Linked DNA regions of Homo sapiens: region 2 is linked to region 1. The links are chromatin loops, found by intact Hi-C in ENCODE. Cell type or tissue: heart left ventricle. All regions are shown on one strand. Each heading gives the region's core, and the rest is flanking DNA. Links, peaks and the distances in the headings are about the cores only.

Region 1 (2,922 bases), core at 281-2,780:
CATTTTTTTTATTTTTTCCCTCAGTCAGTGTGTGTTATTTCTGGTAGTCTCTTGAAGGCAGCATATAATTGGGTCGTTTTTTTTAAATATATGTTCATTTACTATGTGTCTTTTAATTGGAGATTTTAATTCTGCTTACAATTAAGGTGATTGTTGAAAGGTGATTAAGGACTTATTGCTGCTACTTTGTTAATTGTTTTCTAGTTGTTTTAAAAATATTTTCTTCCTTTCTTCATCTCCTGCTGTTCTGTGTGGTTTAGTTGCTTTGTCTAGTAGTATGTTTGAATTCCTTGCTTCTTATTTTTAGTGTATCTATTATAAGGTTTTGTTTTACCATAAGGCTTATAAAAACATCTTGTAACAGTTTATTTTAAGGTGACAACAACTTTAATTTGATTACAATAAAAAGGATGATATATTTTAACTCCACACCCACCATTTTAAATTATTTTAAGTTTTTATGTCACAATTTACGTCTTTTTATATTGCATATTACTCAAGAAATTAGTATAATTACTGTTATTTTTAATAGTTTTATATATTAACCTTCAATACTAAATATGAAACTTTGGCAGTTTTTTTTTCTTCCACACTTTGAATATAACATTCCATTCCTTCCTGGCTTGTTTGGTTTTGGTTAAGAAATTTGCTGATAGATGTGCTGGCATTCCTTTGAATGAGACGCATTTCTTATTTCTTGCTGCTTTCCTATTTTTTCCTTTGATATTTGATAGTTTACTGCATGTCTTGGGGTACTTCTCTTTGGATTGAATTTCATTGGAGAGCTGTTTGCTTCCTGTATATGTGTGTTGTCATCTGTCCCAAGATTTGGAAAGTTTTCAGTCACTATTTCATTAAATATGCCTCTGGCCCCTTTTCTCTTTCTTCTTCTGCAAAATATATTATGCAAAAGTTTGATCTCGTGATCATGTCCCATAATTCTCACAGTCTTTCTTCATTCTTTTTAATTCTTTTGTCTTTTTGCTTTTCTGAGTGAATAATTTCAAATATTCTGTTACAGCTCATTAATTTTTATTCTGCTTAACCTATTTTGCTGTTGAAACTTTATTTTGAATTTTTCAGTTATTGTATTATTCATCTCTAAGATTTCTGTTTTTTTATTCCTCCAAATTTTTTTCTTCTTGCTTTTTTGTGTGTTATTTTCCAAATTTTATTAAATTTTTTATCTGTATATTCTTATAGTCTACTGGAGTTCTCAATAAGGATTATTGTGAATTGTTTGTCATTTTATACATTTCCATTTATTTGTGGTTCATTATTAGAGTTTATTACTTTCTTTTGAAAGTGCCATGATTCCCTGAGTCTTCATAATCCTAATGTCCTTATGTGTTTTTGTTTTGTTTTGTTTGTTTTGTTTCTGTGCATTTGAGGAGACAGCTCCCTCTTCTGGCTTTTACAGGTATTCTTTGGCAGTTATCACAGAGCTTTACTATTTAGTTTATCCTGTGATTCTGAAAGGGCTAGCTGGTGATGACCCAGGTGGTATGAGTGCCATACCTCCTGTAAACTGGTATAATGCTATTTGAAAGTGGTCTTGAATTAATTGTAAATATATGGTTGTGCGTCTTCTAGTTGGCTGTGCTACCATTTTTTTTTTCTTTCTGACGTCAAATGGTGCTACTCTGCTCACCTTTGAAACCACTGGCTGGGCTCTGCTCTCAGGTGAAGCTGCTGGCTGAGTACTACAATGACTTCTGGTCAGAAAGTCACATGATTTATTCCCTGACTGGGCAATTCTGCTATTTGGGATCTGAAGTTGGGGAGCATTGCAGGCAGGGATTCAAGGTTAGATGGAGTTGTTGCTCTGGTGGAACTCAAGGATATACTTCCCAGAAATGTGTGATTGTGGATTGCCCACCTGTCTAGGTGGAGCTATAGATTGGGTCTATTGTAAATTGATTGGCTGTTTGACCTCCTGCATCAAGCACTATCCTCTGTGTTTCTCCAAAATACACAGAAGTGGGAGTTTCTTTGCCTGGTTGGATCACTGGGCAGGCATTTTGTCTGTGTGGAGCTGCTGCTTACCTTGCTGGGTCAAGCCAGTGTAGGTCTTTCTCTTCTCTGACATGCGAAGGTAGGACTCTCGCTGCCTTGATAGGGTCATTGGGCAAGCTTTGGGTCTGCAAGGAGCTGTTGCTTGCCTTCTTGGGTCAATCCAGTGTAGCCATGTTGCTGCATTAGGTTCCACAGAGGTGGGAGTCTTCTTGCCTAATTGCCTCTTATATTGTCATAGAATAATGCTAGTTGCATATATAATCAATATTTTTTTTCTGTGTGGAGAATTACTCTTTTATCATTATATTATGTCCCCTTTAGCCCTAATAATTTTCCATGTTCTAAAGTGATATTTGTCTGATTAATATAGCCACTTTGACTTTATTAGTTTTAGCATGGCCTATCAATTTCCATCTCTTTAGTTTTAGCCTATCAAATCAATTATTTCCATTGTGGCTATTTTTAATTTCCAGTATTTTCTTTTGATTATTTCTTAGGCTATCATCTCTATGTTTATATTACCCACTTATTCTTTTATGTTGTCTACTATTTTCATTGGAACCTTTTTTTTATTATACTTTAAGTTTTAGGGTACATGTGCACAACGTGCAGGTTTGTTACATATGTATACATTTGCCATGTTGGTGTGCTGCACCCATTAACTCGTCATTTAACATTAGGTATATCTCCTAATGCTATCCCTCCCCCCTCCCCCCACCCCAAAACAGGCCCCAGTGTGTGATGTTCCCCTTCCTGTGTCCATGTGTTCTCATTGTTCAATTCCCACCTATGAGTGAGAACATGTGGTGTTTGGATTTTTGTCCTTGCGATAGTTTGCTGAGAATGATGATTTCCAGCTTCATCCATGTCCCTACAAAGGACATGAACTCATCATTTTTTATGACT
Region 2 (2,922 bases), core at 251-2,750, 680 kb before region 1:
GTTAAGTTAAAAAAAAAAAAAAAAAAGAAAGAAAGAAAAAAGAAAAAAAAAAGAAAAAGAAAAAGAAATTTATCTAAGTGCCGAGAAGAAAAGTCAGGTTTTAAAATATTGTCCATGACTTGTTTTCTAATAGCTTCTAATTTCTCATGGAGGCAATCGTATTTGAAATGAGATTTGAGTAAAAAGGAAAAGCATGGTATTTGCAAACTATTCATCCATATACAATAAAGCTTTAATGATTTTTTCCTTCCACGATTTTAGCATAAAGTCTGATCCTATGGTCTTTACATAGGTTGAGCTTTTACATTTTTAAAATGGTATTTCAGCTTGATTAGGAACTCCAAGGGGAGAGGGCTGATCCAGACTAGAATCCAGACAGCTTGTTCACCCACTGTATTTTGCCCAGTAGAGGGCACTTGGAACTCACACATAAATTGCAGTGGCATCAGTGGTAGCGGCGGCAGCAGCAGCACTTAAGATATCCATTTTCATTGCCATGGTGATTCTTTTTTTTTTTTTTGAGACCGAGTTTCTCTCTTGTTGCCCCAGGCTAGAGTGCAATGGCGCGATCTCGGCTCACTGCAACCTCCATCTACCAGGTTCAAACAATTCTCCTGCCTCAACCTCCCAAGTAGCTGGGATTACAGGCACCCGCCACCACGCCCAGCTAATTTTTTGTATTTTTAGTAGAGACGGGGTTTCACCATGTTGGCCAGGCTGGTCGTGCACTCCTGACCTCAGGTGATCTGCCTGCCTCGGTCCCCCAAAGTGCTGGGATTACAGGCGTGAGCCACAGCGCCCGGCCGCCATGGAGATTCTTAATTAACAGATAACATCAGGTTTTCATTGACACTGGTAAAATGAGGTGACTGTGACCTTGAATAATAAAATCTGTAATCATTTTGGAAATATCAGGAGTTGGAAACTACTTAGATATTTCTTCTTGGTGATTGTGCTGACCTGTAATCAATACAAACAAAATCTAAATTGCAAATTATTCTTCAAGCTACATCCCCGGGGTAAAAATTTTATTTCTTTTTAAAAATAAAATTGAATATATACTTGTGACAGCTTTAGGATAAGAAAGTAATAGACATATAACATCTATTATTCTTACGTGAGGAGAATTGAATTGCTTAATACTTTTAAGTATCAAATAAACAAGTTTCAGGCACAGGAAAAAGGAGTCTTAGAATGTTGAGATTCAACATTTTCCCCTTCGTCCGCAGAGTACAGCTTAAGCAGCAAAATGAGGAAAACGACATTCTCTCTCTGTTCTGTTTACAAGTCAAAAGCTTTGATTTACCACTAGAGGGCACTCATTACCCTGTTATCTTTCTGAGGCCTTTAGCTCAGCAGGGCTCCCATTCAAACGGAATCTCTGCATTTACTAACATTTGTGAATTATTTAGGAATAATTAGAAACACCCCATAATTCTGGACAGATTTTTTTCTTTCTAATGCTTCTTCTGATTGTGACGAAAAGTCCTTGACTGCATCAAATGTAAACTAGAGGGACTTAGCAAATTCAGATTGCTTTTGCAACCATACATAAAATGTACTTTACTATCATACATTTTTAATTTTTATAAAGCAAAGTAAAAATTTAAGAACACTTATGCTTCTCTTTTTATGTTTTTCTTTTATAGAAGCAATTCTGGATATTAATCACTTTGGAACGACATCTTTGTGATGTTTCACAGCATAAAATCAACTGCTACATTGGTTTCTTATAGTTTCTTTGCAGAATGATGAAAAAAATAATTAATCTCGTGAAAATCCTTCTAATTGCACCAGTTTTCTGGTGTTGCGTAGTATATCTCCAACTCTAAAATTTTATTACTCAGGTCTTTCAGTACAGCATGTGGTCAGGTTGTATTATTATTTGCAAATATTTACTCCACCTTTTTCCCAATGGGAGGAAAATTACCCATGCCATCATGCTGAGCTTGGTCAATGGAATGTGAGAAGAATAACGATGCCAATTTCAAGGAAAGACCTTAAATATGATTTAAGAATAAAGGCATTAGCCTCTTGCCTTTCCCTTTTGCCATGAGAATGCATGTGTTATGAGAATGCATGAGTGGCTGCCTGTCAGCCTGGGTCCCTGAATGTGAAGCTCTATGGAACAGAGCCAAGGTTTTCAGAGCCAAGTGACACTCGCTGGCATGTTACTTGGGCAAGAAACCTGTTTACTGTTGTAAGCCACTAGAGTTTTAGGGTTGCTTTTTGTGCAGCAAACTGACTCATATAGAAATTGATATGACGAGTGGGGAACTACTTTATGAAAATAAAAATGGTGTCACAATTGCTTCAGGATAAAGCAGTAGGTGGTAAGAAAACTGTAAAGGAAATTGAAAAAAAGTGGTGATCGATGTAATATAGTTTTTCTGCAATGGTGATAAGTTTGGAGGCAGAGAGTATACCTCATGAAATTGTAGCTTTGGCTGGCGGGGTATTTAAAAGGAATATTTCTAGTGTGAGTTGGTTATTAGCTACATTTGATAAGATATTTTTAAAAGGAAATAAATACAGAAAATAACTGGCCTGTTTGTAGGAAGGAGTGAAATAGAAAACACAGAGTCCCAAATTTTGGGATTTCAGAGTTGAAAAGTGAAACTGTTTTCAATCATCAATTGATAAAAAATAAAATTAAGAAATGTTTTGAGCCAAAAACACTGATTAAGACATAGGTACAGCTAAAATTAGGGGTGTGGCCACAAATCCTAAGGGCACAGTTCTGCCATAACTAGATAAGCACACAATATCTTTAATTAAGTCTAAAGAAAAACATACATCTACAAAATAATTGTGGTAGCAGCTACTGGCACACAGAAATGTAATCACATAGATAAATAGCTATATCTTTGAAAGAGTTGTACTGCCAAAAGCACTGTCATCTTCAATTCAAAGAGACTGTAA

Evidence for each region. Hi-C counts contacts between places; a loop is a spot of excess contacts. Peaks named below come from ENCODE experiments on the same cell type or tissue, not always from the same donor. Only the 100,000 strongest peaks of a DNase experiment are listed, where the experiment ranks them.
Region 2: a loop joins it to region 1, with 13 times the contacts of the local background. A loop is called at or near these places in 39 of 110 quality-filtered maps.

Annotation. Positions count from the first base shown.
Region 1 is chr11:97,139,690-97,142,611 of GRCh38, forward strand. No RefSeq gene overlaps it. Among named protein-coding and RNA genes, the nearest start is that of LINC02553, 120 kb to the right of the region's middle. In heart left ventricle, for the core only: a CTCF peak has its summit at 1,402 (motif pointing left); no DNase peak of the experiment used is centred there.
Region 2 is chr11:96,463,607-96,466,528 of GRCh38, forward strand. The region is part of intron 1 of JRKL-AS1 (JRKL antisense RNA 1); the gene reads right to left. Among named protein-coding and RNA genes, the nearest start is that of JRKL-AS1, 42 kb to the right of the region's middle. In heart left ventricle, for the core only: CTCF peaks have their summits at 396 (motif pointing right) and 1,307 (motif pointing right); a DNase peak (open chromatin) is centred at 475; H3K4me3 peaks cover 813 bases; H3K27ac peaks cover 226 bases.